Linked DNA regions of Mus musculus: regions 2 and 3 are each linked to region 1. A link is a loop called in an ENCODE intact Hi-C map of the cell type or tissue named here. Cell type or tissue: heart. All regions are shown on one strand. Links, peaks and the distances in the headings refer to the core of each region. The heading gives the core; the rest is flanking DNA.

The links. Peaks named below come from ENCODE experiments on the same cell type or tissue, not always from the same donor. Only the 100,000 strongest peaks of a DNase experiment are listed, where the experiment ranks them.
Region 2: a loop joins it to region 1, with 4 times the contacts of the local background. A loop is called at or near these places in 3 of 42 quality-filtered maps.
Region 3: it touches region 1 in a loop (7-fold over the local background); 3 of 42 quality-filtered maps call a loop at or near these places.

Annotation. Positions count from the first base shown.
Region 1 is chr10:22,137,469-22,144,979 of GRCm38, reverse strand. E030030I06Rik (RIKEN cDNA E030030I06 gene) reads left to right here. Exons shown (of 2, transcript NM_001254745.1): 2 at 466-676. The coding sequence ends at 559. Among named protein-coding and RNA genes, the nearest start is that of E030030I06Rik, 8.0 kb to the left of the region's middle. In heart, for the core only: a CTCF peak has its summit at 3,846 (motif pointing left); a DNase peak (open chromatin) is centred at 3,859; H3K4me3 peaks cover 736 bases; H3K27ac peaks cover 430 bases.
Region 2 is chr10:22,727,838-22,735,348 of GRCm38, reverse strand. Tbpl1 (TATA box binding protein-like 1) reads left to right here and starts at 3,902. Exons shown (of 7, transcript NM_011603.5): 1 at 3,902-4,233. Mir7663 (microRNA 7663) reads left to right here and starts at 5,917; the gene lies at 5,917-5,977. In heart, for the core only: a CTCF peak has its summit at 3,987; DNase peaks (open chromatin) are centred at 2,908 and 3,988; H3K4me3 peaks cover 2,965 bases; H3K27ac peaks cover 2,097 bases.
Region 3 is chr10:22,576,358-22,583,868 of GRCm38, reverse strand. All of the region lies in intron 2 of Gm40612 (a long non-coding RNA gene), which reads left to right. Among named protein-coding and RNA genes, the nearest start is that of Gm46216, 25 kb to the left of the region's middle. In heart, for the core only: a CTCF peak has its summit at 4,243 (motif pointing left); no DNase peak of the experiment used is centred there.

The DNA of each region.
Region 1 (7,511 bases), core at 1,433-6,432:
CTGCTGTCAGTGAAGGAATATCAGGATCAACAGAAAACTGGTATGTGTTCCTGTTCAGTGCACTGAGACATAGGTAAGTGTTACCTATGTCGCCCCAGACTGTAAGTTTGCTAGATTAGCAATAAAAAGGCTTCAAATTCAAGGAATAGCTCTGATGCCATGGTGATTGTCTGCCAGAAGATAAGGTTGTAATCCATAAATGTTTTGAGCACATTATTATTAGAGTATTTAGTCACAGTTTTAAGGGCAAAGAAAAATAAGATTTGTAGTGTTGCGATTATTTAAGGAAATGTTTCTCGTTTTCTCTTTTTAAAGTTCTCAGCAATGTGTAAGGAATATAAAAGAAGAGAAGTGTGACTTTAAGAACATCATATATTTATATTTTATTGTAAATTGTAAAGCCAGGATTTCAGAGGTCTTGATTCATGAGAGCCCTCATTAATAAATGTAACCTCCCCTCCCCAGCCTGAAACCTGTTTGCTCAGGTTTCAGTGTTAGAGAGCATTGGGGCGGAGCTTGCCGCCCTATCATCCTGCCACTCCCACTGCCTGCGTCCTAGCTGTTCCGGAGCCTTCGCGTGTTCACCTGCAACCTTACTCCACGATGATTTGGCGGGAATCGGGCCCCTTCCCCTGCTTCATAACTGAGTGTCGGAATTAGTAAAATCGAACCTTGATCAGAATGACTGCCTTGGTTTTATCATTCTCGCGTTCGCCTAGTCCCCTATTCTCTTCCAGATTCCAAGATGCATTTCCAGACTAGAACCCGGACATGTGAGCCGCTGGCCGGACACAACAAATAAACATGTTATTTTGTGGGTGAATAATCTATTGGGGGGTGCTTGCTTCAGTGAAAATGAGTAACGATGAGGTTTTAGCTCTGTGGTTGTATTCCTTTGTAAGTATATCATCATGGAAGTCATGAACCTCACTTGGAGTCAAGGAACATTGAGGTCTGTAAAAGGGAAACAGACACATCTGAGTAATTCTAGTGGTTTTCTTCTTGTTTAAGACTCAGGTCAACGAGTATCCACGGAGATAGATCCTTGTTTTAAAAAATAATGCTTCTCGTTTATTTCAGACCCACTGTTTAGATCTCTGACAGCCTTGAGCAGTTGGCAGTTGCCAGTATTTATGTCTACCAGGAGTGTGGGTAGGAAGTCTCATTTGCAGTACACCAATCTCCAAAGATTTCCTTTTGAAAACATTTTTTCTCCCTTCCTTAATTTTTACATTCCTGTCTTACTAGTGTTTAGTGGATAATTTTGTTGTTTCTGTGTTTTGAGGACAAAAATCTATTATCATACCAGAATGTTTGTTCTCAATTTACATATCAAATATGCCTTATTTTCTTCTCATTTAGATTTCCATTTATAACAGTTGCAGTTTTAACATACTTCACTGGAGATCCATTTATTTATAAATAGCCTATTGTACATTTGAACAAATAAACCAATAGGCAGTGTTTTCCTATTGTAAAGGAGTTTCCTATTGAAATCTGGAGTTCCAGATGCTGGTTAGCTTTAATGTGGGTGCTGGGTAATCAAACCTGGGTCCTCTGGAAGAGTAGCCAGTGCTCGGGGTGCTTGACCTAACCTACTATATTTCATTTATTCAGAGACATACTCAACAATCAACAGTAATAAAAAGCTCCAATCATAGTAGTCTGTGCACTGAATCGGTGGTGTGGGTGTCTCTCTTGTGTTGGGGGTGGGGGGGTCCAGCCCCAGGGCAGCTTCTAAGAGCAAATGCCATAAAAGTGTATACATGGGTGAGTACAGGAAATGCTGCTAGGTGGTCAGTTTGGGTCCAAGCCTATTGCAGATTACTATAGAACAAAGGAAGCAGTTCGATTGGCTTCTTTCATGATTGGTTTCCGAGGACACAACCAATAAGAATATGTAATCAATTCGGGCAGTAAAAGCAGAAACAAGGTATGAGAAAGTGTCCTTATAATAGTAGTTAACAGCACAAAATGGCAGGCTAGCCAGGTAAGAGGTTACCTAGGCCTTATCTAATCTGAAGTAGGCCTTCACATTCGATCTAGGCCTTAATAGTTTACCTGTACCTTAACAGCTAGCAGCTTTGCCCTCTGAGCCATCGCACATGCATGTATAGATGGATGAATATCTTTCTCTGTATTCATTCATTTATGAGATGCAAAGTCTCTGTACATGGTGCAAAAACATACAAGACAGACCAGGCCGGCCTCTCAAGTAAGTTCTGCCTCTGCCTCTCCCCAGTGCTGAGATCAAGACAATGTTTCTCTGCGTAGCCCTGGCTGTCCTGGAACTTACTCTGTAGACCAGGCTGGCCTGGAACGCAGAAATCTGTCTGCCTCTGCCTACAAAGTAGTAGGACTAAAGGCATGCCCCACCACTGCCCGGCAGTCTATTACTTTTAAATGCCAGATGAATCCATTCTTTTACATTTTCGGGTTGGTTTGTTAGTTGATTTTATGTTGTTTTTCTGGAAGTGTGGTGGCCTACCACCCACTCAAGACCAGGCATGAGAAATAAATAAGTAAAGATCTCTGAAACACAAATCTGGGGTTGGTACTAGCTGGCCATGGAAACACATACACACATGGAGTATTAAGCAGCTACATCCTCACCTGTGGGGGAGAGGGACATGAAACAGTTTCCACAGCCTTTTTATTGGTGGTGATGGTGATGATGGTTAGAATTCCTTGTTTATTTCTAAGAATCCCTGGGAAATATGATTTCTTTGATCTGTGTACCCTAGACTAACACACACACACACACACACATGCACACAAACATGGAGTGAGTGAGAGAGAAAAAGTAAGGAGAAGTGACATGAATTTTAGGAAAAAGAGATATTAATGGATTAATATTACTTCCATACATACAGACAGACAGACAGAAAAAAGAGAGAGAGAGAATTAGAGTAGAGCTGGGGCAGTTGTGGCACACACCTTTAACCTTGGGCAGATTTCTGCGTCCAAGGTCACCCTGGCTTACAGAGTGAGTTCTCTTTTCTCTTCTTTTCTTTCTTTCTTTCTCTCTCTCTCTCTCTCTCTTCCTTTCTTCATTCCTTCCTTCCTTTCTTTCTTTCTTTCTTTCTTTCTTTCTTACTTTCTTTCTTTCTTTCTTCCTATTATTATTTTTCTTTTTTTTTATGAGATAGGGTTTCTCTGTGTAGCCCTGGCTGACTTGGAACTCACTCTGGAACTCCAAGAAACTTTCTATGCAGACTTGGTTTCAGATACCTGTGGTTCCAGACTAAGCCAGCCTGCTCAGGGACATCACAGATAACTAGAAACATAGATTTCACCACCTCTTCATTCTATGTAACCAACCATGTAATATAGCAACACTGCACAAAAGCACTTGATAGTAAATAATTCAAAAGAATAAATTTATAGTTCTACTTTCTGATCATAAGAAAGATACTCAGTGAAAGCTGAAATGCAATCAGTCAAAAACTCTTTAATAAAATCCAAATGGCCTTCCTTATCAAACTTCTACAGACAACAGGACTAAATAGATCATGTTTCTCACTATTCAAAAACAAAAAGCAAAAATAACAGGCTAGGCAGTGCCTTTAATCCCAGCACTTGGGAAGCAGAGGCAGTCGGATTTCTGAGTTAGAGGCCTGCCTCACTCTACAGAGTCTCAACAAACAAAACAAAACAAAAAATAAAACAAACAAACAAACAAAAAGAAAGAACGAAAAGGAAAGGCAGAGTCAGGCTTTTACAGGTTTGAGGACAGCCTGCTCTACAAACTGTGTCCGACCCAAGACTGAAAGTCTCTGAGAGGAGTGGTCAGTGGGCAGGTCGCCTACAGCTCACAAAGGAAAAGGCAGAAGTGGTGTCAGGAGCTCCATCTGCTGGGGGACTCTGGGCTTGTCAGCTCTGGGTCCCAGCCTCCGGTCCTTGGTCCTCTGACTGCCGCCGGCAATCCCAGAGCTGGGAGCAGGGACCTTCGGAAGCAGAAGATAGGGCAGAGGGGAAGGAGCTGTGGGTTGAAGATGAGGCTCTGTTTCGGGCTTGGGGCTGCATGCTCACCCGGGGAGCGAAAGCAGCTGGAGGAGGAGTTGGCGTGGCAGGGCGAGCCCTGCCCGCCTTGTCACAGCCGGGCCAGAAAGCATGCTGGTCCAGGCAGGGTTTTAACCGCCGCCTCTGCTGCTGCTGTGCTGACCCACCCGTGCGCGTGGGAGCAGAGGGGGAAGGGCTCTGAGACGCATGGGGAATCTATGGTTTGATTTATGGCAGTGAATTCTAGAAGAGGTAGGGCTGTTGATCCAGGTGGGACCCAGGTCTGCTCTGAAAAACAGTGGCTTTAACTTCAAAGATAAGAGTCAAACCAAAAGTCCCCTCTAGTGACCATTTTACATTAAAAGTCGGTCACTCGGAGGAGCAAAAAGTCTGCCAAGGTCCCTTCTTAATTTCTACTGAAAGATTATGGGCCCTTGATCTAACTTCAGTCCAGTGGTCTAAAGTCAAACTTAGTGGGGGTCGTTACAGTCCATCCAATATCACGGAAAACACGAAACAAACACAAAACAGACACACACACACACACTGACAAATACCTGAAAACAGACACAAAAAACAAACACACACTGACAAACGGACAAAAAACAACTCAGAAATGCAAAAAAGTCAGGGAAGTGCTTAAGTCTTCCAATCTAGGAAGACTATTAACTCTTTACTTTCTGCCCCAGACAGACTCCTGGAGTCCTTCCTCTCGCTCAGGGCATCCCCCCAGAGCGAGCAGCAGCCCTTCTGCTGTTCACACTCAGTGCCTCATCCCAAGGTAGAGGTCTTCATTTCTCACGAAACGTAGAGGCTGCAAATTTCAGCACTGAACCTCGCCGGCTCACAGAAATATTTTAGACAAAAAATTTCACCTCCAAGTGGGTCTTCGGAGACGTGGGTGGTCACGCCAATCCCGGATGAACCCCCAAATGAAAGACTCTGAGAGGAGCCCCTTGCTCAGGCCTCAGGACAATAGCAGACACCCAAGAACTCAGGAGAGACCAAGCTTGATGTAAACCACAGGAGGCTTTATTTGGGGAAAGCCGGAGCTCTGGGGACAACTCATATCCCACACAGAGGTAGAGGAGTCGACCTCTAGGGGAAAGAGGTCCCAGTTTTTATAGGCCCTGGGGAGAAGTGGGGAGTAGGGGATTTCCAGATCTAAACAATGTCTATTCTCAAGAAATGGGTATGGGAGGGGTACAAAGAAAGAGTCTGGTGCAGGTGTATGTAGCAACTCAGGATTGGCTGGGCTGTGGTTGCTGGGGAGATTTTCTGACTCTTTCTCAGCAACCAATATCACAAACACCAGGCAGTGAGGTGCAGCAGTGGGCACACAACTGGGTTTAAGGAACGGTTAGAACATTGGCAGACACACGAATTCAAGGAGTGGCCAGAGCATTGTGCACCTCTATTTTTCTAAATCAGTGAAGCTAGTTCTGCTAACAGAGAAATCTATTTTGCCAATTTCAGGGCTTCTGTGACCTTTTACATTCTGTCAGGATCTTTCATTCCCCACTTCTTCTAGTTACTAGTTCTAATCTTAGAACTAAGCTGCAATCTCTTCTTCAAGGTTCTGCAGAGACTGGTATTGTTGTCTTAGTACTAACAGCTGGATGGCACCAATTTTTTCTCTAATAAAGGTCACCAATTTATTAAGATTTAGTAGGCCACACATCAGCAGTAAGAGCAAAATTATTAGAGGGCCCATCAGAGTAGAAATGAGGGTGGTCAACCAAGGGGGGTTTTATTTTTCAGGAGCTTGCTTTATGTGAGAGGCATGAATCTAAACAGAGATGCCTTTTACTTTGACAGCAGTGGGGGTGGTCAGCAGCACGATGTAAGGGCCTTTCTAACAAGGTTTTAGATTCTCAGCTCGATATCATCGGACAAGAACTGCATCTCTCACCTGGAACTGGTGTGGTACCATTAAATCTCCTGGTTCGTAGGCCTCTTTGAGCTGCTCTTAGGAGGTGTTGATTATGAATCTGTATATGAATTTATATGAGATTATGCATATTTGATTATGTAAAAGTTTTTCCTTTTGAGAGTGTTATTCTCTTTTCCTGGTTCAATAGAAATTTATTGCTCCAAACTTCCCCTTAGCCTGGACAATAGGGAAAAGGCCCTAACCCTAACCCTAACCCTAACCTACCTGCTGTTTTAGGGTGAGGTGCTAAGTGCCTGAGACTACAATCTCTGGCCTCAGATGAACACAGAGGGCAGGTCAGCTACAATAGCATAGTAATTTAGACTTAGATAAGTTAATCAGATACAGTAGCATAGTAACTTAGAGAAGTAAAGTTTTTATTATTATAAAGCAACCATAAATATGTCGTAAGACAAAGTCTTACCCTCCACGGAACTCTTCCCCCTCTGCCAAGCTCTTCCCCCTCTGCTGCCTCAAGAATAACTGACAAGAAAGAAGAACCTCGCTGGAGCTGGTCCCCTGGAAGTAAGATTGTAATTCTAGGTGCTGATATCTGGTTTTGTGTGGTAGAAAATATTTGATCTCAACCCAGGATTTCTACACATCCTCTGACCATTTAGTTCCTGGATAAAAGATGCATACAACCTTTATATTTATGATAAGCCTTAGTTAGCACAAGAGTTAGGCAGATAGCTATCCTCTATATTGTATACATATTTCTCAGCCAATAATTCCATTATATAATTTTCCATGGATTTGTCTGGGCTGCTCTTAACTCTAATTAGACCACTACTTTAATTACTTTAATAGTCATTAATACATGACCATTACTTAAGGTTCTTAATTCATGGTGGTTTCTCCTCTATTTATCTTCTTCTATCTACCTCTGTTATGATCTCCTGCCATCCCCAGGCAGGGAACACCAGAAAATGCCTATCTCAACACTGCCAAGTTTTTGACTTATAGGCACTTTTATTTACAATTCAGAAATAATTTGCAGGGCGTGGTGGCACACACCTTTAATCCCAGCACTTGGGAGGCAGAGGCAGGCAGATTTCTGAGTTTAAGGCCAGCCTGGTCTACAAAGTGAGTTCCAGGACAGCCAGGGCTATATAGAGAAACCCTGTCTCAAAAAAAACAAAAAAAAACAAAAAAACAAAAAAAAAAACAACCAACAACCCACAAACAAACAAAACCAACAGAAATAACTTGGGGGCAATGTCACATAATGTCACTTGGGTTTACATGCAGGCTCTCTCATCTCTGGAACAACCAGGTCTTGGGGGCCTACACTTAACATTACACTATTGTATTGTAATGTTATAAGCAAGCAAAAGATTATTGCCCCATTCCCTTAGGGTTGGGGTGAATGGCTCTGGATATTTTAGGAATTATAGATATGTTTAACTTTAAGGGATAGTTTGCAAGTGTTGTAGCTTTGGACAGGGAGGAAACTAGAGAGCTTAGACTCAGAGATTTCTATCTTTTCTTTCTTCTTCTCTATCCTTCTTTCTTAAGTAAAGTAAAAGGGATTTGAAGAGAAAAGGAGGAATATAGTAATATCATAGAAGTTAGA
Region 2 (7,511 bases), core at 1,402-6,401, 590 kb before region 1:
ACAAAGCCACGTACAGTGGCGGAGCTCCAAAAAGTCCGACTCGGGTAGGTTAACTGATACAGAATGGGCCACAAAACGGGCCCCCGAGGCCGCTGGGACGTCTCCCAGGGGCTGCGGCCGGGAATACGAACTCGTCAGTTCTTCCGCGGAACCGCCAGATACAGATCTAGTTAGCCAACTAGTACAGACGCAGGCGCAAACATTAGATGCCGGCACAAACACGCACGGAGACAGAGACAGACACGAAACGACCGCTGGCCAGCTTACCTCCCGGCGGGGGTCGGTGGTCCCTGGGCAGGGGTCTCCTGATCTCGGTGGGACCTCCAAATGAAAGACCCCCCCCAGGTGGGCAGTCAATCAATCTGAGGAGACCCTCCCAAGGATCAGCGAGTCCACGATTCGGATGTAAACAGCAAGAGGCTTTATTGGGAACACGGGTACCCGGGCGACTCAGTCTATCGGAGGACTGGCGCGCCGAGTGTGGAGTTTTTACCCTTTTTATAGGGCTAGGGCTGGGGAGCAAAAAGCGCGGTTACAGAAGCGAGAAGCGAGCTGGTTGGTTAGTTCGAATAAGGTTTGGGGTACTTCCCGGTCATTTGGGGAAACTGAGGTGGGACTTTTTAGATCTAAACAATGTCTATTTTCAAGAAATGGGTAGGGGAGGGGTACAAGGAAAGAGTCTAATGAAGGTTCAGCAATGGGCACATATCTGGTCAGAACATTGGCAGACACACAGGTTCAAGGAGTGACCAGAGCACTGTGCACCTCTATTTTTCTAAATCAGTGAAGCTAGTTCTGCTAACACTGACGTCTATCGGGGCTTCTGTGTCTGTTGCTGGTTCCGCTTTATCTGAGAACCATCTGTTCTTGGCCCTGAGCCGGGGCCCAGGTGCTTGATCACCGATATCCTGTTCGGCCCCTGTCCCAGTGCTATTCAGCCTTGATCTTTAACTGTTAATCTATAACTGAACTTCCTTGTAACTTTTGAGAACCCAGCTCGGGTACTTTTTCATGCCTTGCAAAATGGCGTTACTGCAGCTAGCTTGCTAAGCCTTATGGTGGGGTCTTTCAGCAGAAATAACTGTACCTAATGATGTGACATAATTTCTGTCCTATAGTCTGTCTTTTGCAGGACTACAGGAGGCCAGAGGAGCCAGCACATTCCTGTAGCCTCATTTGAAGATCTAAACTTCTTAGAGTCAGACTTACTGTGACAGTTGGCTGTTGTCTTAAAATGTCTGTAGTAAAGGGTACATTTATGTAGGTTTTATTAAGTTACTAAGACACTGTGTATAAGTGCTTTTATACATAAAAATTATGATATTAAATTGTTAAAAATTTCACCATGTCTCTTTACATTTCAGTCTTACTTCATTGTTAACTGGAACAGCTTGTAGTTATTTTAGCCTGGGTACGAATTACTCTTCTCAACAAAACCCCAACAAAAGGAAGGAAAGTAGGGTTTATCTGGGCTGGTTGTTTAGGCATTTGAGGGTACACCCTATGATGATGAGAGGCATATGACAGGAGCATGAGGCAGCTAGTCACATCACATCCACAGGCGGGAGGCAGAGAAGGATGATCGCTAGCACCCAGCCAGTTCTCTCCCTTTTGCTCAGTCCAGGTTGCCAGGGTGTAGAATGGTGTCAACCCACATTTTTCTGTTCCGTCTCAGTTAACCCAATCTAGAAACTACCTCACAGTTGTGCACAGATATCTGCCTCCTACGAGACTCTAATCCTCACCAAGCTGACAGTCAATATTGCCATCATGGCTTCTATGTTACGTTTGCAGTTGCAGAACTCTTACCACTGAGGCTCGCTAGTCTGTCTGGTCTGGGATGAATAGGGTGTCAGTGTCCATCAGTTCTTGACTAATAGTAGCATGTCTCAATCTGTGGGCTAATCCCCTTTAGCAAACTTCTTTGGAAAAAATATTTACATTAAGATTCATACCAGTAGCAAAACTAGTTATGCAATAGCAGTGAAAATAATGTTTTGGTTGGGGGTCACCACAACATAAGGAACTGTATTAAAGGGTCTCAGCATTAGGAAGGTTGAGAACGGCCACTTTACAGTGAAGTCAACTAAAACTCTTGCCTCTTTAGCTGTCAGTGCTACAGTGTTAGTAAGATGTTTAGTTTAAGGTACCAGTCCATCATGGCTAGTAGTTCATGGAGCAAGAGTTCCCATCACCCTCCAGGAAGAAATGGGAAAGCAGGGATCAGGGCAAGCAATGTCAGCTAAAGACACACCCATGACCTACTTCTTCCCAGCGGGCCTCACCTACCTTTCATTTCCATGTAACAATGCTGTCATACTGTAATGGCTCTACTGAGAGCAATCCAGTTGTCTCTGAAGGTGCTATCATCGCAGAGAACACTTAAAAGTGCACTTTACTAATCATCTAGGGTGAAAGAATAATCCAATCAGCTAACAATCAAAACCAGCACCACAGCAAGTGGAACTTGCAAGCCAACTATATCCAATTCTATAAGGAAGGCTCCTTGGCTATAACAAAAGGCAGCCCAAAGTAGAGGGCACTTTCCAGGTATCCTGCTGGGCTGCCTGAAGGAAAGTATCAAAGACCTTAGAATCAGTCGCCATTGTTGTAAAATTGCCTTCTAAACAGGGCAGTAGCCCCTAAAAATAGAGCTTTTTCTGGTTATCGGTTTTTTGTTTTTTGTTTTTTTTTTGTTTTTTTTTTTTTTGTTGTTGTTTTTTAAACCATACCCCGTTGCTCTCCATTTGGGAGAGAATCCAAACTCCTGTCTGCAAGGTGCAGATGAGTTTGGGTCTTCGTTCCCCTCCAACTTTATCTTGTCACTTTCTCCTAGCTATACTCGCCATGCCCTATTCCTATTAACACCTCCACGCCCCAGTGTAGCCAGCCCCAGTGTAGCCAGACCACAACATCCTCTTTTCCTCTCCTCTCAGGGCCATCCCTTCTAAATCTGTCAAAATCAGTCACCATAGGCATGACTTTCTCACCCAGCTTCTTGTTCGTCCTATCCCACACAAAGTACACCTATTTAATATTGCTCAAAAAAATAAATAAATAAAAGTGAGAACTGAAGCAAATCTGTCCTTCAGGGCTTTAAAACGTTCGAGTGCGCTGTGTGTGTGTGTGTGTGTGTGTGTGTGTGTTGTGCGCGCGTTTTCACACTTTAAGAGTAGGGAGGAGAGATAAAGAGGCATCCTTGGCTATCCCTCAAATACTTAAACTTCCCTACTAGGTGTGCACGTCTAAACCCTGTGATGACAGTCTAAGTCATTCTCAAAAGGCCAAGTGGCTCCAGTCAGAGGCCAAGCCACCTAAGGAAACGGCTCACGTGACCTTTAACCCGCTGGCCTCCACCACCGGCCAGAGCGAGCCCACAAGGGCAAGAGCTGGGTCGCGCGGGCGGCTGCGCTCCGGCCGTTATGAGCCTCGCTCCTCGGGCAGCACGGCCCAAGCCATCCCGAGGGCGCACTCCGCCCGGTGCGGCCGTTCAAGCCAGCGAGTGTGCGTCGCCAGCGTCCTGCTAGCCCTGTTGCTCCCGCCACGCCGCCGGGGGCCCTCGATGAGTAAGGCCGGGATCCCCGTCACCCCGGGGTCACGACTAAGGGCCCAGTGGCTGCTAGCTGAGCTCGTCGGTACAGGCGGTTGGGTGCCAGGCACAGTTCTGGTTTACAGGAAAATGAAAGCCCATTTGTGTCATGCTGCTCGCCAACGAGGAGCTGGAAAATAAACCGGGGGCTTCAAATCCACCCCGGGCGGGCGAGCTCAGGGAAGCGCAGCCCGGGTACCCAGCGCCCTCCGGCCACTTCCGCCTCGCCCAGCCCGCGGGCAGGAGGAGGACTTCGCCAGCGGCTTCGGGAAGGCGGAAGGAGCTAGGGGTTGGGGCGGAGAGGGGAGCAGCGAGAACCGGAAGTGAGTGGCTAGCCGGGATCCCCGGAGCTCCTGGGTCCGGCGGCGCTCTAGCCGCCTCGTGCCGCCTCTATGCCCCCGTGCGTCTAGTCTATTTATTGTCGCGGGGGAAGCGGCGGCCGCCCTGTACCCGGAACAACAAAGCGAGAAACCGAGCTCGAGCCTTGGGGGGCTCCTAGCAACGGGCCTGGGCGGGAGTTCCATGGAGACTGGGGAGCGGACCCGTTTTATCTTCATCCTTGTCCTCCAGCTTCTTCTCCGCGTCCGACGCAACCAGCAGCAGCGCTGCCGCCGTGTCCTTTACGACCGCCCCGTCTTCCCACGGTAACCCCGTCGGCGGTCCGGGGATGGGGGTGCGGGGCCCGCGGGGCCTGGAGCTGCCGCGGGGCGTCTCCGCGCCGGTTGGGCTGCGGGGAAGCTGTGCGAGGCGGGGACCCGAGCACGGGAGCGCCGCGGGCCACCGGCTAGTGGAGAGGACGGGCCAAGCGGCTCGGGCATCCCAGTAGGGATAACGGGGTGGGGGTGGGGCGCGCCTGCCTCGCGGTGGAAGGCGGGCAGGGATGGACCGGGTTCTGGAGCCCGCTCCCGGGGGAAAGAGGGACCGTGACACTAAGCGAGGGGTCGGTGGCTTCTCGGAAAACTTGGAGCAGCTGCGCGAAGGCTCCCCTAAATAGCGGCGCCGGCGCCTCTCGCTTCTGGCACTTGCCGGGAGCCCCACTCTATAATAATAGTAGTGGCCGAATTAAGCTTCGGCAAGAAGGATCTGGAACGCGGGAAGATAGAAATGAATTGTGAATAGGGTTGAGCAGGGATGAGAGGTGGGAAGGTGGGGGGCGGTAATCGCTTCATAATCGTCTGGACGGGTCCTAGAAGTATATAAAATGGGAAATGACTGAAATAGAAAACACTCCCTTTGCTGAGCTAGCTGTGCATCTGCAGGCTCTGCCAGGGTGTACATTGCACCGAGTGTCAAGCTGCAGCCAGTCCACATCTGTGAGCTTTACTGCATCTGTCACCTGCAGAGCGAGACTGGCAGTGACTAGTGTGAGCTTGGCATACTTGTGGTTAAGAAGAATGGCTTAGAATTGCGACTTGTGTGTGAAGCCATAACAGATTCCCTTAGGTAATTGAAAAAGGGAAATGTAAATAAGGAGGGCATTCAATCTTCTGGCTAGAATTTGCAGTCTCTTTCCAAGTTTGAGAAAACAGCAGTCCGTTCAAATCAAGAAGTGACTTTTAGCACTGTCTGATTGAAAGAATTATTTAGGGTTTGGATACGCCCCGTGAAATATTCATCAGTTTGTGTTCTAAAGCCTTGCATCACAGACCACTGGTTTTATACTTTGCTAAACCATATTAGGTTGGGTGTGGTGGCACATGCCTGGGATCCCAGCCTCTGGGAGGCTGAGGCAGGAGAACGTGAGTCCAAGGCCTGCTTAGGGGTATAATAGTACGTGTCTCAAAAAACAAAACAAAACTGAACTTCCCATCAGTAAGTGAAGTATGTCTGTGGTCCGGAAAGGTTACGTTCTACGGTGATAACATTTTTATGGTCAGTAGGAGCAAGGCTTTTCATACAGTTGAAGATTAATGATGCAAACAGGATTGATAATCACATAGACAACATGTCAACCACAGGTTCAGTTGCTTCTCCTAAGCAAAAGGATGTCACCGTTACTGCCAGTCCTCTTGTATAGTTTGTGCTCCCAAAACGAGTGCCAGGAGCTGTAATGATCTAGTGCTGTGTTGTTTCGTGAAGAGGAGCCAGGCAGGGTACATTTTAAAAAGTCCTGTGTTTCATTTTAAGCTTCCAACTGGGACTCTGGGGTCCAGTGTTGTTAGCTGAAGTACTTCCAGGTTGACAAGAAGATGAGCGGCTTCCCTTTAAAAGAACTGGAGAGTTGAACATTGGAATCAAATTAGGTTTTAAAACTCTTGAGATGAAAAAGTACTTTAGAAGCCAGGGTGAGACTTTGCTTCTTATTTTTATATGGCTGTTCTGTGGAGGCTGCTTGGTGATCATCCACTGTCGTGGGACTTCTTCACAGTGTGGATCATAAGGAGCTCCCCGCACATCAGCGCTGCCTTTAGTCTTACTTCACCTGGACTGTTTGCTGAGACCGCAGTCTCATGTGGTCCCTGAATACGGGTCAATTCTAGCATCTAACTTTCATTAATCTACTTTCGGCTTTCCATGGTATTAGCCCCAGAACTCCATGTTCTCTTAATTGTATCCTGATCACAAGTGCTTTTTTTATACTTTTTGGTTTTTTGAGGTGTTTTTTTTTCCTGCTTTAGGGAGCTTTCAGCACATGCTCTAGGCTTATATATGTTTTTCATTAATGGTGCTTGGTTGAATTGTCATATGAACCCTTTTTGGTGGAAGAATTGGAGTGGACATGTCAGATGTTCTATATTTCAGGATAACTGCTAAGCTTCAAATTCATTCTGACTCAAAAGATTGTATTGAAATAAAGCTTGTGAAAATACTTGAGCTCTTCATAAATGGTGTGTTTAGAAGCCCTTGTGGTACTACTGTTACTATGGACAGTAACTTTTGGTGATAAAAAGATATTACAGACCCCATTGTGTGTTATAAACAGAACACAATTTTATTTATTTATTTTTTTGTAATTCTTGGTCTAAAGCTGTTTTCAACACCTATCTTACCATTTTACGTCTGAATATTTGACAAAAATTACATTTTGCAATTTTGAAGGAAGTGCAGAAGTGGTTTCTACATGTTTTTCTTAAGATGAAAAATAGTCTGATGAAAAATGTTGTGGGTATATCTGTGAGAAGTGTGCAGAATTCACTATAATGTACAACAGATCATGGGACACAACTGAATATTTTGAAATTTCATTTCTCATCAGAAATGTGACATTATTTAAAAGGTAGCAAATTCTGTATAATGTCGTTGAATAGACATGAGGATGTTTTAAACACCAAGTAAGTAACCTTGGTGACTAATTTCTTTCTGTTGCATCAGCAACCATGTGATGAAATTATTACTATGAAGAGTAAGTTTAAATTGATTTTGGAAGAGTTTAGAGTAGAAAGTTAACCATGTTTCCAAATTAAAGCTTTTAGTGTCAAGATTTTTAGCTGACATTTGAGCTATAAAATTTTCCTGAAGTTTCTGTCCATTTTACTTCACACCTTTTTTTTGACTGGTGCCACTTGAAGTGTACTTTTTGTGTGTGTGTAGCTGACAGAGAAGTGACAGACATGGGTAACATAACGGTTGTGAATTTGAGTGTCAGATATTGTATTACATATGCTCTGGTACTATAACTGTTGGTTTATAGATACCATCATGCCTGATACAAGAAGCTTCTAGAAGGTCAGCACTGAGTCGTCACCATATTGTGTGTTTTGAAGATTGACTGTTTACTAACCTGTTGATTTTACTGATTAGGGGCTTTTCTATCGGACAAAGGAAAACTTATGTTGTGTGCTGGAGCCTGAGCCCTGAGAAGAGACTTCTGACACCTAATTCTTCCTGTGTCATGTCTGTCTGTTACTCTCTGTGTAGTGGTGCATTTATAGGCACCAGCCCGTCAGAGGCATGATTCGGGCTGTTTTAATGAATCCAAGCA
Region 3 (7,511 bases), core at 1,402-6,401, 440 kb before region 1:
TAGTTTTACAGATGTGAAAGAGCATTCTCTAGGACTTTGTGTCAGGCTTTCACCTTCATTTCTTCATTCTTGACTTCATTCACAATTACTTTCCTTCTTTCATTGTTTAATAATTCAGTGAACTGCGGCTCTTTCCCTCATGATTTTCCCCTTCTATTTCACATAGCCAGTGTAACCTGAGAGTGTTTGTTTGTTTTCTGAGACAAGTTTTTCTGTGTATCCCTGGCTGTCCTGGAATTCACTCTGTAGACCAGGCTGACCTCTAACTGGCAGAGATCCACCTGCCTCTGCCTCCTGGGTGCTAGGCTTAAAGCCCTGTGCTGTAATCTCAGTCTTGTTGGAGTTGGTCAGGTGCTGCTTTGTATTCAAATGCTAAATCCAGGCCCCAAGATCTGCTTGCATCCTGATGGGCAGATTCTTTGCTTGCCAATCTTATCTGACTGGTTAAATAAAAGTGGCCACAGCCAATTGCTAGGGAGAATAGAGGTGGGCGGGGTTTCCGTTACCTGGGCTGTGGTTTGAAGGTAGGGAACTCTGGGGAAAGGAGAAAGACAAAGACCAGGAGGTCTCCACTAGCCAGGCAGGACCAGGAGCACTTGGCCAGAAAAGTGCACCCTGAGGACAGACAGATGGAGCCAAAATAACCCAGTAGAGACTCAGGAAAGAGCAGGGAACTTGGGGATTGCAGCTGGGAAATAGCCAGTCTAGCACTGAGAAATAGTTTACAGGTAATCAATCGCCCAGTAACTGTGCTAAAGCTGATTAAATAAGTCTATAGGATTCTGCCTCAATTATTGGGGGGCTGGCTGGGCCATTATAAGAACTAATAGAGTTCCAAATATATATCACAACAACAGAATCTTATTAAATATTTCAAAGAGGGCTGGAAGGATGGCTCAGTAGGTAAAAGTTTAAGTCTGCAAGCCTGAGGATGCACTGTGATTGCTGAAGCCCACAGGAAGAGCCAGGAGGAGAGTCTGCAATCCCAGCACGATCGTCTCACCACGAAGTGGGAGGCAGAGACAAGAGAAAATCCCAGAACCTCTGAGCCATCTATCCTGGTGGATGCAGCTTAGTGGCAGAAAGAGGGAACGGGAGACCCTGCCTCAAAAGGGTAGAATCCCAGGACCAACTCCCCCAAATGTCTACTGTTATCTATCTATCTATGCACTGCCCCCACAATGATAAATCAATATATTACCTTCCCCAAGAATTTCCTCAGTTCTGAGTTTGATGAATAGTGTTTAGGATTTTCCTATTTTGTTTGTTTGGGTTTTCAATATCCTGAGTCCCTTGCAATGGCCCACATGATTTGTTGGCATATACAGTAGACTGTATTATTATTAACAAATACTGCCTCACAGTGGACTATACTTTATTGAATTCAGCCTGGGTCAGCCAGCCCCTTGCTGACCATGAACATCACCGGTGACTGTGATAATGTCACTAGGACTTTGTCACTGTTCTTTATGGGTCAGTTGCTAATGGTAACCAAGTTTTCATCCCTTGCAAATCCACAGTCTGATTCAAGAAACTGTCTAGACCCCCAAAGAATCATGACTTCCTGGGTCACCACTGGTGTTGCTTCAATGCTGTCTTTAGGACTGTTCCTGTTAGGTGGTTTGGCCTATTCATCCACTACTCCAAGTTCTTGTGGCCACCACATGTTTCCATCCATGGCCACAGCAGAGAGGGAAGCCTGGTTCTGTTCTGTTTCCAACTCAGTCTTGTGTTTTTGGACTGAGAGGCATTAGGGATGTTCCGTTTCTCTTGTCACTGCACGGGCTGGACTCATCACTGCAGTTAAGGGAATTTTCCATTCGATTCTGGAATATTCATTTTCTTCAATTACATCACTGGGAATATTCATATATTCCTCTTTTCTGAAAAATCTTAGTAAAAAAGAAAACTATATCAAAATTCTGTATTAAATGTGATTTTGAGGGAAGAGAAAATAAAGTGTTATTGAATGTGCTTCTCACAAGAAGGGATTCATTCTACAGTTCATAGTCAATGTAGTACAGTATGCTAAAGTACATTACTGGGTACATAGCACTGGACACACAGCCCTGCACACACTCAAACACCACAGGGCACATAGCATCGGGCATACAGCACTAGGCACACAGCCCTCGATACATACATACCACTGGACACACACGACTGAGCACATAGCTATTGTTCAATAAATTTTCTCTAATGGATAAAATCATTTTGGTCTGATAGCAGTTGGCAACTCCTAATGAGTTTTCTTGGCACTGGAGAAAGAAATTTCGCATCGTCCCCAAGGTCATCATACCCTGCTGCTAAGATATTGAGCCAAGCCACTACTTACTTGATTGCATTAGCACCAACCTCATGAACTCTCTGGGAAGGTGACGTAAGTGCTGCTTACAGCAGTCAGCACGCTGCCACGGTGACGGTCCAGCGTTCACTTGAGTCTGAGCTTGTATTTATAAGCGACGTAGAAGAATGTGTTTTTTTAAAGTATGGTTTTAACATTTTTTCTTAATCCTATCTTGTTGGTATCCAGGGGCTTAACAGATAATTATTAAATGAACACATAGAGTAACGAATAAGTCAATTTAGTCACAGCTAAAGCTCGTCACAGATTCTTTCCATCTACATTGGAAACTAAATTACAAGCAAGCTTGCCATGTGAAGACATCAACATATGTCTTAAGAGATCCCAGAATGATTTATCTAAAGATAGGTACGAGATAAGAAGCATCATCAAGGCAAAGGGAATGTTCCCCCATCTAAGCTTTCGAGCACTGCCCACTACCTGTGATCCTGCACAGTGGTTATTAACCCCTAAGTACAGCTGCCTAGGATATGTCCTTGATTATGATGCACTGGTTCTTAAAATATCCAATATTTATGGCCCATATTGATATTTATTTATTACAAAGGGCCTTTGGCTACTTTTAGTGAAAAATATAGATTGAACAATAAAGTTGAACACCTCAGAAAACAAGGCAAACAAATTCTTGTAAGTGGTATTGTTGTAAATGACATAAGAGGGTTTCTGTTACATTTCCTTATTTGATTTTTCATTGTGTTTGTATAAATTCAATCCGGAGTATAAGGTTAAAGTGTTAAAATTACTTAAAGCAACTGTGAGGACCCAAATAAAATCTGTTACAAGCCTCAGCCAGACAAAACCGTGCTATGGAGAAGGGAGGGACCCTAACTCTAACCCAAATCCGAGGCCCCACCCCTACCAGAGGCCTCACCCCTACCTGAAACCCCAGTCTTACCTAAAGTTCCACCCCTACCCGAGGCTCTCCAGGAAGCTCACGTTTGATAGAGTAAAGAGAGACTTTCTCTTCAGTGGTGTGCCCAATGTAAAGTGGTCATGATCTTGGAAGAAACCTCACACCCATGATCCAGTAAGAAGTAATTAGTAGTCTAACCCTAATTACACTCCTTGGGTTACAAAATTTTTTAATAAGTCGGGGCTAGTAGCTATGGTGAGGATGTACGGAGAGGGGGGATAGCAAGAGCTGAATCTGATCAAAACATGTTGTATATGTTCATGAAGATGTCACAATGAAACCCGTGACTATGCATTAGTACAATTAATATATAATCTTTTTTTTTGTTTGTTTTTTTGTTTTTTGTTTTTCGAGACAGGGTTTCTCTGTATAGCCCTGGCTGTCCTGGAGCTCACTTTGTAGACCAGGCTGGCCTCGAACTCAGAAATCTGCCTGCCTCTGCCTCCCAAGTGCTGGGATTAAAGGCGTGTGCCACCACGCCCGGTTAATATATAATCTTTAAAACGTTTTAAATTACCTCCAACTCCTACGTCTTATGTTATCGTTCTCTGAGTTTGGGGTAAGTATGTGCGGCTTTGATTTCCATGAGACTAGGACTAAAACTGAACGTTATTTTAAATGTTGGAAGTGACATGTAACTGATTTCTGTTCTGGTGTTCTTAGTGACGTCAGCAAAATCTTTTTGAGTTCCATTTTGTGTGGATATCCTGATTGCTAGTCGCCTCACAGCCTGCTACCTCAAAGGAAGTACATCTAAGAAGAGTGACTTTCAAAACGCAGAATTTAAGGCTTCTGGAACTTTTTTTTGCTTTATTTATAACTTTAATATTCTGAGATAAAAGAGAAACTACAAATTAATAGAACAACAATGAATTAAAAGCAAAATATCTCTCAAGTAGATAGTCCTTGTCGTGTCCCTGTCCTGAGGCCCTCCCACAGGTGTGGTTGGCTTTTCTGGGCCAATATTGCCATCTACTGGTGAACTAGCTGGTTTTGCGGCAACTTGACACAAGCTGGAGTTATCACAGAGAAAGGAGCTTCAGTTGAGGAAATGCCTCCATGAGATCCAGCTGTAAGGCATTTTCTCAATTAGTGATCAAGGTGGGGAGGGCCCCTTGTGGGTGGTACCATCCCTGGGCTGGTAGTCTTGGTTCTATAAGAGAGCAGGCTGAGCAAACCAGAGGAAGCAAGCCAGTAAGGAACATCCCTCCATGGCCTCTGCATCGGCTCCTGCTTCCTGACCTGCTTGAGTTCCAGTCCTGACTTCCTTGGTGATGAACAGCAGTATGGAAGTGTAAGCTGAATAAACCCTTATGCTGAAAACTCAGAATAAATAATTGTATTGCTCAGTGCAACATAAATGTATCTGTCTTCTCAGTGTCTGACAGACCTCATGATTTCCTCAATAGATAGCTAAAGGCCCAATAGATGAGCAGGGCTGTCTGACAGTTCTCTTCAGTAATCCAGGCATTTCAGATCCTGAGGCGGAAGGATCTATGCAAATTGTAGGACAGCCATGGAGACCCTGCCTGAAGAGGAAACACTAAACAGCGAGCGCTGTCCCACCTTCTTCCCAAGTCTTCCTTTCCATGTCTCTTGGAACCCCGGGAACATCTTCTGATTGATCCATTAGAAAAGTAAGCCCGACCATGACCTTTCTCTGTCATCAGCCCTGAGCTGGATTCTTTTTTCCAGGCTTCGCTTCCTTAGCCTTCCGGTTCCCTGAGCCTCCCAGAAGCCTTCCAGTCTCTCCCCCACATTGTACACCTGGCATTCTCTCCACAAGAGACTTGCATTTCATGTCCTTCCAACCCCACCTCAAATGTGATTCCCTAAACGTACAGTATTCTAGCAGCAGAATTTACCCAGTCGACTAAAAGCAGACGATCTCCTGAAGATAAGTGACAGGGTCTCATGTGGAACCCTGGAACAAGAACTTTTTAATTCAAAGACAAAATTCAAGATGGTAGTTAAAATTCTTTTAGAATTGAATGAAAATGACAACACAAAATATGCTTACACAATGAAGGCAATGCCATGAGTCAGTTCATAGCGCTAAGTTCCTACATAAAAACAAAAACCAACAACAACAAAAAACAAAACAACAACAAAAAAAACAGACAGATCTCACACTAATAAAAAGGATACATTTGAAAATTTTAGGGGAAGAAAAAAAAGAAGAAATAGCATCCACAACGAGTGTATGGGAAAAACAATCAATTAGTAAATAACCAAATTAATAAATTAGAGATAAAAGGGGAGACATAACAACAAACATGGAGGAAATTCAGGTAATCATGAAGACATACTTTAAAAATCAGTATTTCACCAAACTGGAAAATCTAAATGAAATAGATACATTTCTTTATAAACATTACCTACTAAAATCAACATGACATCAACAGACCCATAACCCCTAGTTAAATAGAGCATCTATTAAACTCCCAAATAAGAAAAAAAAACTATGTCCTAGTAGACTCAGTACAGAATTCTACTAGAATTTCAAAGATTAACTAATGTCAATAATCTTCAAATCATTTCCCAAAATCGGAACTGAGGGAACTCTTCCAAATTCTTTTTACAAAGTCCCAATACTAAAACAGAGACTCAACAAAAATGAAAAGTATAGCCCTTACTTATGAACATGATGCAGAAATTCTCAATAAAGTACTCAAAAACTGAATTTAAGAAAACATCAGAAAGACCATCCACTGATCCAGTTGACTTCATCCCAGAGCCGCATGGTTCAACATATGTAAATCAGCAAACATACCCAGCACATAGAAATTAAAAGGCAAAAACAAAATGATCATCTCACAGATGCAGGAAAGGTTTTGACAGATCCCAACATTCATTCAAGATAAAAGTATAGGAGAAATGAGGCTTACAGGGACAGAGACATAATGAAGGGGGCTTACAGCCAGTCAATATCAAGTTAAATGGAGAGAAGCTCAAAGTGTTTCCACTAAAGTCAAGACCAAGTCAAGGATGTCCACTCTGTCCAGTGCAGCACTCAAAGTCTTAGTTAAGGAGTAAAGTAAGGACGACTGAAGGAGATCAAAGGATTACAAATAGGAAAAGGGAGGGGGGATTCCAGAATCCACATTTGCAGACCATTTCTTTTCTATTTCAATATACAAATCATACACTTACTTAGTTAAATTTATTATTATTCTATGAGAACAAGAATTTGAAAAGTGGGATCAGTTACACTCCTTGGATTCCTATCCCAGGTAACACAAGGGCAAACATCCCTGCCCAGAGTATGCAAAATATGTAATGTGAATGAGATTCATTTTAAGGATTAAAAGTGTGTGTGTGTGTGTGTGTGTGTGTGTGTGTGCGTGCGCGCGCGCGCCTGCGTGTTAAGGATCACCATCAGAGCCCTTACACAGGGCAGGCAAGTGAACTACTTCCCAGCCAAAATGATTAATTGTGAGGGCTGGAGAAATGTAGTAGGAGGAGCTGATACTGAAATCTGGTTCCCTAATTGTTTCTTGATTATATCAATAAAGATGGCAGAAGGTAATCACTGGGTGAAAATAAAGAGGTGGGATTTTCCAGGTCCCAGAAGGAGACAAGATAGTGAGTGGGCTTTTCAGTCAGGCTTTGGGGAGAGGAGCACAGAACCATGTAAGGTCTGGGGGCAACTAGAACCGGTGGCCGCTTCATCACCGGAAGAATTCTGATACAGGATAGCTGATGACTTCAGGGCAGTAGGTTCCATGCTCAGTGGTTGTGTTATCTGGCTGGTTTTAAAATATTAAGGCTGTCTGATGTTTTCCATCCTCCGTGACTCAGGTGGGCAGGAGAAAGGGCAGCCTTGGGACAGTCTTTGGTGGTTGGCAGAGCCAGCCTCGGGGTTGGTTGGTCAGTGTAGACTCATCACAGCTCGGAGCGTTCTCCGGTTGTTAGAGGATTGGAGACACTAACTGCTGGCCATTGCGGAGCTATCTGGATTGGGAGCAGCGGCAGTGAATTCTTGGAGCCAAGCTGAGAAGCTGAGAGTGCAGCCCCAGAAGGTGATAGCATGAAGTTTTGAAATTAACACGCAACGGAGAAATAGCTGTTCTTACAGAGGAGCCCATTTTGATTGCCAAGCATGGCGGCTCACAACCATCCGCCACTCCAGTTCTAGGGCATCTAAAGTCCTTTGCTGATCTCTTCAGGACACTCCAGAGCACCAGGCACACACACACATAGAGGCAAAACACTCGTACGCATAACAAAAAT